Linked DNA regions of Homo sapiens: region 2 is linked to region 1. A link is an interaction called in ENCODE POLR2A ChIA-PET data of the cell type or tissue named here. Cell type or tissue: GM12878. All regions are shown on one strand. Each heading gives the region's core, and the rest is flanking DNA. Links, peaks and the distances in the headings are about the cores only. Region 1 overlaps UPK1A (uroplakin 1A). Region 2 has its middle 34 kb from the start of FXYD5.

The links. ChIA-PET counts read pairs that join two places held together with the same protein. Peaks named below come from ENCODE experiments on the same cell type or tissue, not always from the same donor. Only the 100,000 strongest peaks of a DNase experiment are listed, where the experiment ranks them.
Region 2: POLR2A ChIA-PET joins it to region 1 with 11 read pairs; 2 of 35 experiments call an interaction of 5 or more read pairs at or near these places.

What each region holds. Positions count from the first base shown.
Region 1 is chr19:35,673,753-35,676,665 of GRCh38, reverse strand. It overlaps UPK1A (uroplakin 1A), which reads right to left. Exons shown (of 8, transcript NM_007000.4): 6 at 647-826. Among named protein-coding and RNA genes, the nearest start is that of UPK1A-AS1, 1.9 kb to the right of the region's middle. In GM12878, for the core only: no CTCF peak of the experiment used is centred there; no DNase peak of the experiment used is centred there; H3K4me3 peaks cover 7 bases.
Region 2 is chr19:35,187,628-35,190,540 of GRCh38, reverse strand. No RefSeq gene overlaps it. Among named protein-coding and RNA genes, the nearest start is that of FXYD5, 34 kb to the right of the region's middle. In GM12878, for the core only: no CTCF peak of the experiment used is centred there; no DNase peak of the experiment used is centred there.

The DNA of each region.
Region 1 (2,913 bases), core at 237-2,736:
CAGCCTCCCAAAGTGCTGAGATTACAGGCATGAGCCATCGCGCCCGGCCCTATTATTGCTCTTATTCTCGGACAACCTGAGTAAAGTTGTAGGTGCCAGGTCTGGTTCAGACAGACCCTGGGTGCATCCTGCTGACTTGAGAGAGAGTTGGGGGAGCACTAGAAAATCAGAGAGGGGACCCAGCGTGGTGGCTCACGCCTGTAATCTGAGCACTTTGGGAGGCTGAGGTGGGTGGATCACTTGAGCTCAGGAGTTCGAGACCAGCCTGGACAACATGGTCAAACCCCGTCTCTGCTAAAAATACAAAAACTAGCCAAGAGGGTGGTGCGCACCTGTAATCCCAGCTGCTCTGGAAGCTGAGGTGGGAGAATCCCTTGAACCCGGGAGGCAGACGCTGCAGTGAGCTGAGATTGTGCCACTGTACTCCAGCCTGGGTGACAGAGCAGGACTCGGTCTTGAAAAAAAAAAAAGAAAGAAAGAAAGAAAGAAAGAAAAAGAAAACAAGAAAATCAGAGAGGGGAAGAGGAGAGGGAAAAAGCTAGACGGACAGACACAGGGAGGGAGAAAGAGAGAATCAGAGAGGGAGCAGAGACCAGAGGAAGACAGACAGATGGATAGACAGATGGAGCAGGGCAGACGGCCACACCTTGGTGAACAGGTAGTCCATGTGCCCCAGGCGGCAGCCCTCCTCGTTGAGGGGGATGAAGTTTCCCGTCCGGCGACAGCACAGTGGGGGCCAGGGGAACACCACCTCCGGAGTGGCCGCCCGGAAGGCTGACGTGAAGTTCACCCAGTCCATGGGACCAGATGTGCCACAGCATTCTTGCTAGAGTGAAAAGCAGGGGGTCAGGCAGGCTCGGGCTCAGAGAGGACAGTTGCTTGCCTGAGGTCACACAGCAAGGAGGGGCAGGATTGGCCTTTGACACAGCTGGGCCCAACTTCCCCATGTCCTGGGCCTCCAAGCGAGTGTGTCCGGTGGGTGTCTGTGTGTGTGAGCACGGTGCAGACAATATTTGTCCCAGGACCAGGAGGCTGATGGGGGATTTGGATTAAACCTGCACCTCTGACTTATTTTAAAATATTTTTGCCGGGCACGGTGTCTCACGCCTGTAATCCCAGCTCTCTGGGAGGCCGAGGTGGATGGATCACCTGAGGTCAGGAGTTCGAGACCAGCCTGACCAACATGATGAAACCCCGTCTCTACTAAAAATACAAAATTTGCCGGGTGTGGTGGTGGGCGCCTGTAATCCCAGCTACTTGAGAGGCTGGGGCAGGAGAATTGCTTGAATCCGGGAGGTGGCGACTGCAGTGAGCCAAGATCGTGCCACTGCACTCCAGCCTGGGAATCAAGAATGAAACTCCATCTCAAAAAATAAAATAAAATAAAATATTTTTATCAACAACTATGCTGATAAAATAACACAAAAAGGGCAGATTTCTGGCTTTTCCTGGCCTTGGTAAGGAATCCAGGTGTTTAATTTGTGGCTCCTGAATGAGGAAAACATAGGCTTGGGCACCCTTCAAACATGGGTTCAAATCCTGGCTAGCTAGAGGACTTGGGCCACATTGACGCCTCAGTTTTCCTTGAGTCCTCAATTTCTTCTTCTTTTTTTTTTTTTTTTTTGAGACGGAGTCTCCCTCTGTTGTCCAGGCTGGAGTACAGTGGCGCCATCTTGGCTCACTGCAACCTCCCCCTCCTGGGTTCAAGTGATTCTCCTGCCTCAGCCTCCCAAGTAGCTGGAATCACAGGCGCACACTACTACACCTGACTAATTTTTGTATTTTTTGTAGAGACAGGGTTTCACCATGTTGGCCAGGATGGTCTTGAACCCCTGAACTCAAGTGATCTGCCCGCCTTTGCCTCCCAAAGTGTTGGGATTATAGGTTTGAGCCACTGCACCCAGCCAATTTCTTCCTTTTCCAGTGCAATATCATGTTGGATTTGAGGAAGACTGTATCTCTTCAAACCTGGAAGTCTGAGTTTGAATCCTTCCAGTTCTGTGACCTACCAGGTGTGTGACCTCATGCAAGATATTCAACCTCTTGCTTTGGTCTCCTCATCACTAAAAGGCCGATCTCCCTTATGGAGTGGTCGTGAGGATTAAAAAAGCTTTAAAAGTGCTTTGAAAGGCTGGGCACGGTGGCTCAAGCCTGTAATCCCAGCACTTTGGGAGGCCGAGGCAGGTGGATCACAAGGTCAGGAGATCAAGACCATCCTGGCTAACACCCATCTCTACTAAAAATACAAAAAATCAGCTGGGCGCGGTGGCAGGCGCCTGTAGTCCCAGCTATTCGGGAGGCTGAGGCAGGAGAATAGCGTGAACCCGGGAGGCGGAGCTTGCAGTGAGCCGAGATCGCGCCACTGCATTCCAGCCTGGGCGACAGAGCAAGACTCTGTCTCAAAAAAAAAAAAAAAAAAAAAAAGATAAAAAGAAAAAAAAAAATGTGCTTTGAGGCCAGGCACTCGTGGCTCATGCCTGTGATCTCGGCACTTTGAGAGGCGGAGGTGGGAGAATCGCTCCAATCCTGAGCCCAGGAGTTCCAGACCAGCCTGGGCAATAGAGCAAGACCCCCATCTCCACAAAAGATAATTTAAAAAACTTAGCCGGGTGTGGTGGGGCGCACCTGTATTCCCAGCTACTCGGGAAGCTGAGGCGGGAGGATCACTTGAGCCCAGGAGTTGGAGGTTGCAGTGAGCTATGATCACTCCAGCCTGGGCAACAGAGCAAGACCCCATCTCAAAATATAAAAATAAAAGTCCTTTGAACAGTGTGAAACCTAGCTCAGTGAATGGTGCTGTTACTATCATTGTTATTATCAACATTTCTGTTGAGGTAGTATGTGTAGGCTAAGAGCAGGGAGGTCAGGAGCTAGGCTGCCGGGTTCCAATCCCAGCTCCCACCACTTACCGAC
Region 2 (2,913 bases), core at 161-2,660, 490 kb after region 1:
AAAAATCTCCTGGCCCAGGTGGTTTCAATGGTTTTAAATAAGTAATTTAAAGAAGAAATAGCACTAATTCTTCATAATTTCTTCCAGAAAATACAAAAGGAGAAATACTCTCCAACTCATGTTATGAAGCCAGCATTACCCTGATGACAAACCAGATAGACAGTACAAAAAATAATAATAAACACAACTAAAATACTCCTCATGAATATAGATGCAAAAATACTCAATAAAATGTTAGCAAATTGAACTCGGCAATATGTAAAATGAGTAGTAAACTATGACCGGCCGGGCGCGGTGGCTCACACCTGTAATCCCAGCACTTTGGGAGTCTGAGGTGGGCGGATCACCTGAGATCAGGAGTTCAAGACCAGACTGACCAACATGGAGAAAACTCATCTCTACTAAAAATACAAAATTAGCCAGGCATGGTGGTGCACAGCCTGTAATCCCAGCTACTTAGGAGGATGAGGCAGGAGAATCACTTGAACCCAGGAGGCAGAGGTTGGGGTGAGCCGAGATCCTGCCATTGCACTCCAGCCTGGGCAACAAGAGTGAAACTCTGTCTCAAAATAATAATAATAATAAATGAATAAATACAATAAACTATGACCAAATGGGATTTATACTAAGAATGCAACAATGGTCCAATTTTTTAAAATCAATCACTATTACCATATTAACCATCTAAAGAAGAAAAATCATGATTATATCAATAGGTGCAGACAAAGTATTGACAAAATAAAACACTCATACATGTTTTGTTTTGTTTTGCAAAAAATAATCCTAGCAAACTAGGAATAGAAGAGAACTTCATCAACCTGATAAAGAGCATCAAAAAGCCTACAGCTAATATCATACCAAACAGTGAAAAATGAATGCTTTCTTTCTTAAGATTGGGAACAAGACAAGCATGTTCACCATTTCTATTCAACATCATATTGAAAGTCTTAGCCAGTGTAATAAGTCAAGAAATGGAAGTAAGAGGCATATAGATTGGGAAGGAAAAAATAAAACTGTTCCCATCCCCAGTTGAAATGATTGTTTATGTAGAAAATCTCAATAAATATAAAATCAATCAATAAATAAAACAAAAAACCCCTGGCACTAATAAAGAAATTTTGTAGGAAACACAAGCTAATATGGCAGATGTAAATCCAATTGTATAAATAATAACATTAAATGTTGATGAAATGAACAATTCAATTAAAAGTCAAATATTTCAGACTAGATTTTTTTTAAAAACCAAGATACAGCCAAAAGCTATCTATAGGAAAAACATGTAAGATTCAAAAATGTAAAGTAAAATGATGAAAGACAATATATCAATATATCATGCAGTGACTACAAGAAAGCTGGAGTGGCAATACTAACGTCAGAAAAAATAAGCTTTGTAACAAAAAAGTTATTACAGATAAAGAGAAGCATTGTATAATGATAAGGCGGTCAGTCCATCAGAATATATAACAATATAAACACATATACATCTAATAATAAAGCACCAAAATACATAAAGCAAAAACTAATAAAAATGAATAGAGAAATGAACAAATCCACAATAATAGTTGGAGACTTCAGTACCTCACTTCCAATAATGGATAGAACAACTAGGCATAAAATCAACAAGAAAATGGAAGATCTGAACAGTATTAATCAACCAGATATAACAGACAACTATAGCACACTTCTCCCAACAAAAGCAGAATACACAATCTTCTCGACTGCACGGAGAATATTCTGTAGGATAGAACCTGCACTAGGCAACAAAACAAATCTGTATAAAATTTTGATTTTAAAATTAAAATCAAAATCATGCGGCTGGGCACAGTGGCTCATGCCTGTAATCATAGAACTTTGGGAGGTTCAGGTGAGAGGATCACCTGAGGTCAGGAGTTCGAGACCAGCCTGGCCAACATGGCGAAACCCTGTCTCTACTAAAAATACAAAAATTAGCCAGGCATGGTGGCGATCTGCAATCTCCACCTCCTGGGTTCAAGCGATTCTCCTGCCTCAGCCTCCCAAATAGCTGGGACTACAGGCGCCCGCCACCACTCTTGGCTAATTTTTTTGTATTTTTAGTAGAGACAGGGTTTCACTATGTTGGCCAGGCTGGTCTTGAGGCCAGGCTGGTCTTGAACTCCTGACCTAGTGATCCACCCTCCTCAGCCTCCCAAAGTGCTGGGATTACAGGCATGAGCCATCGTGCTGGCCGTAAATTCTTTTTTTTTTTTTTTTTTTTTGAGATGAAGTCTTGCTCTGTCGCCCAGGATGGAGTGCAGTGGTGTGATTTTGGCTCACTGCAACCTCAGCCTCCCGGATTCAAGCGATTATCCTGCTCAGCCTCCAAAGTAGCTGGGATTACAGGTACCCACCACCATGCCTGGCTAATTTTTGTATTTTTAGCAGAAATGGGGTTTCACCATGTTGGCCAGGCTGGTCTCGAACTCCTGACCTCAAGTGATCCACCTGCCTTGGCCTTTCAAAGTGTTGGGACTGGCGTGAGCCACTGCGCCCAGTTGAAATAAATTATTAGAAGACATATACTACTGAAACTGATTCAAGAGAAATCAGACAATTTGAATAGTCCTCTAATAAGTAAAGAGATTGAATTAATGACCAAAGACACACACACACATACACACACACACACACACACACACACACACACACACCAAGAACCAGATAGCTTCACTGGCAGATTTTTCTAAAAATTTAAAGAAGAGCTAATACCAATTCTTCTCAAACTCTTGCAAAAATTAAAAAAAGGAGGCAACGCTTTCCAGTGGATTATTTGGGACCAGTATTACCCCAGTACAAAAACCAGAGAAAGACACAAGAAAACTACAGACAAATATCTCTTATAAATATAAATGCAAATATCCTTAACACAATACTAGCAAACTAAATCCAGAGACA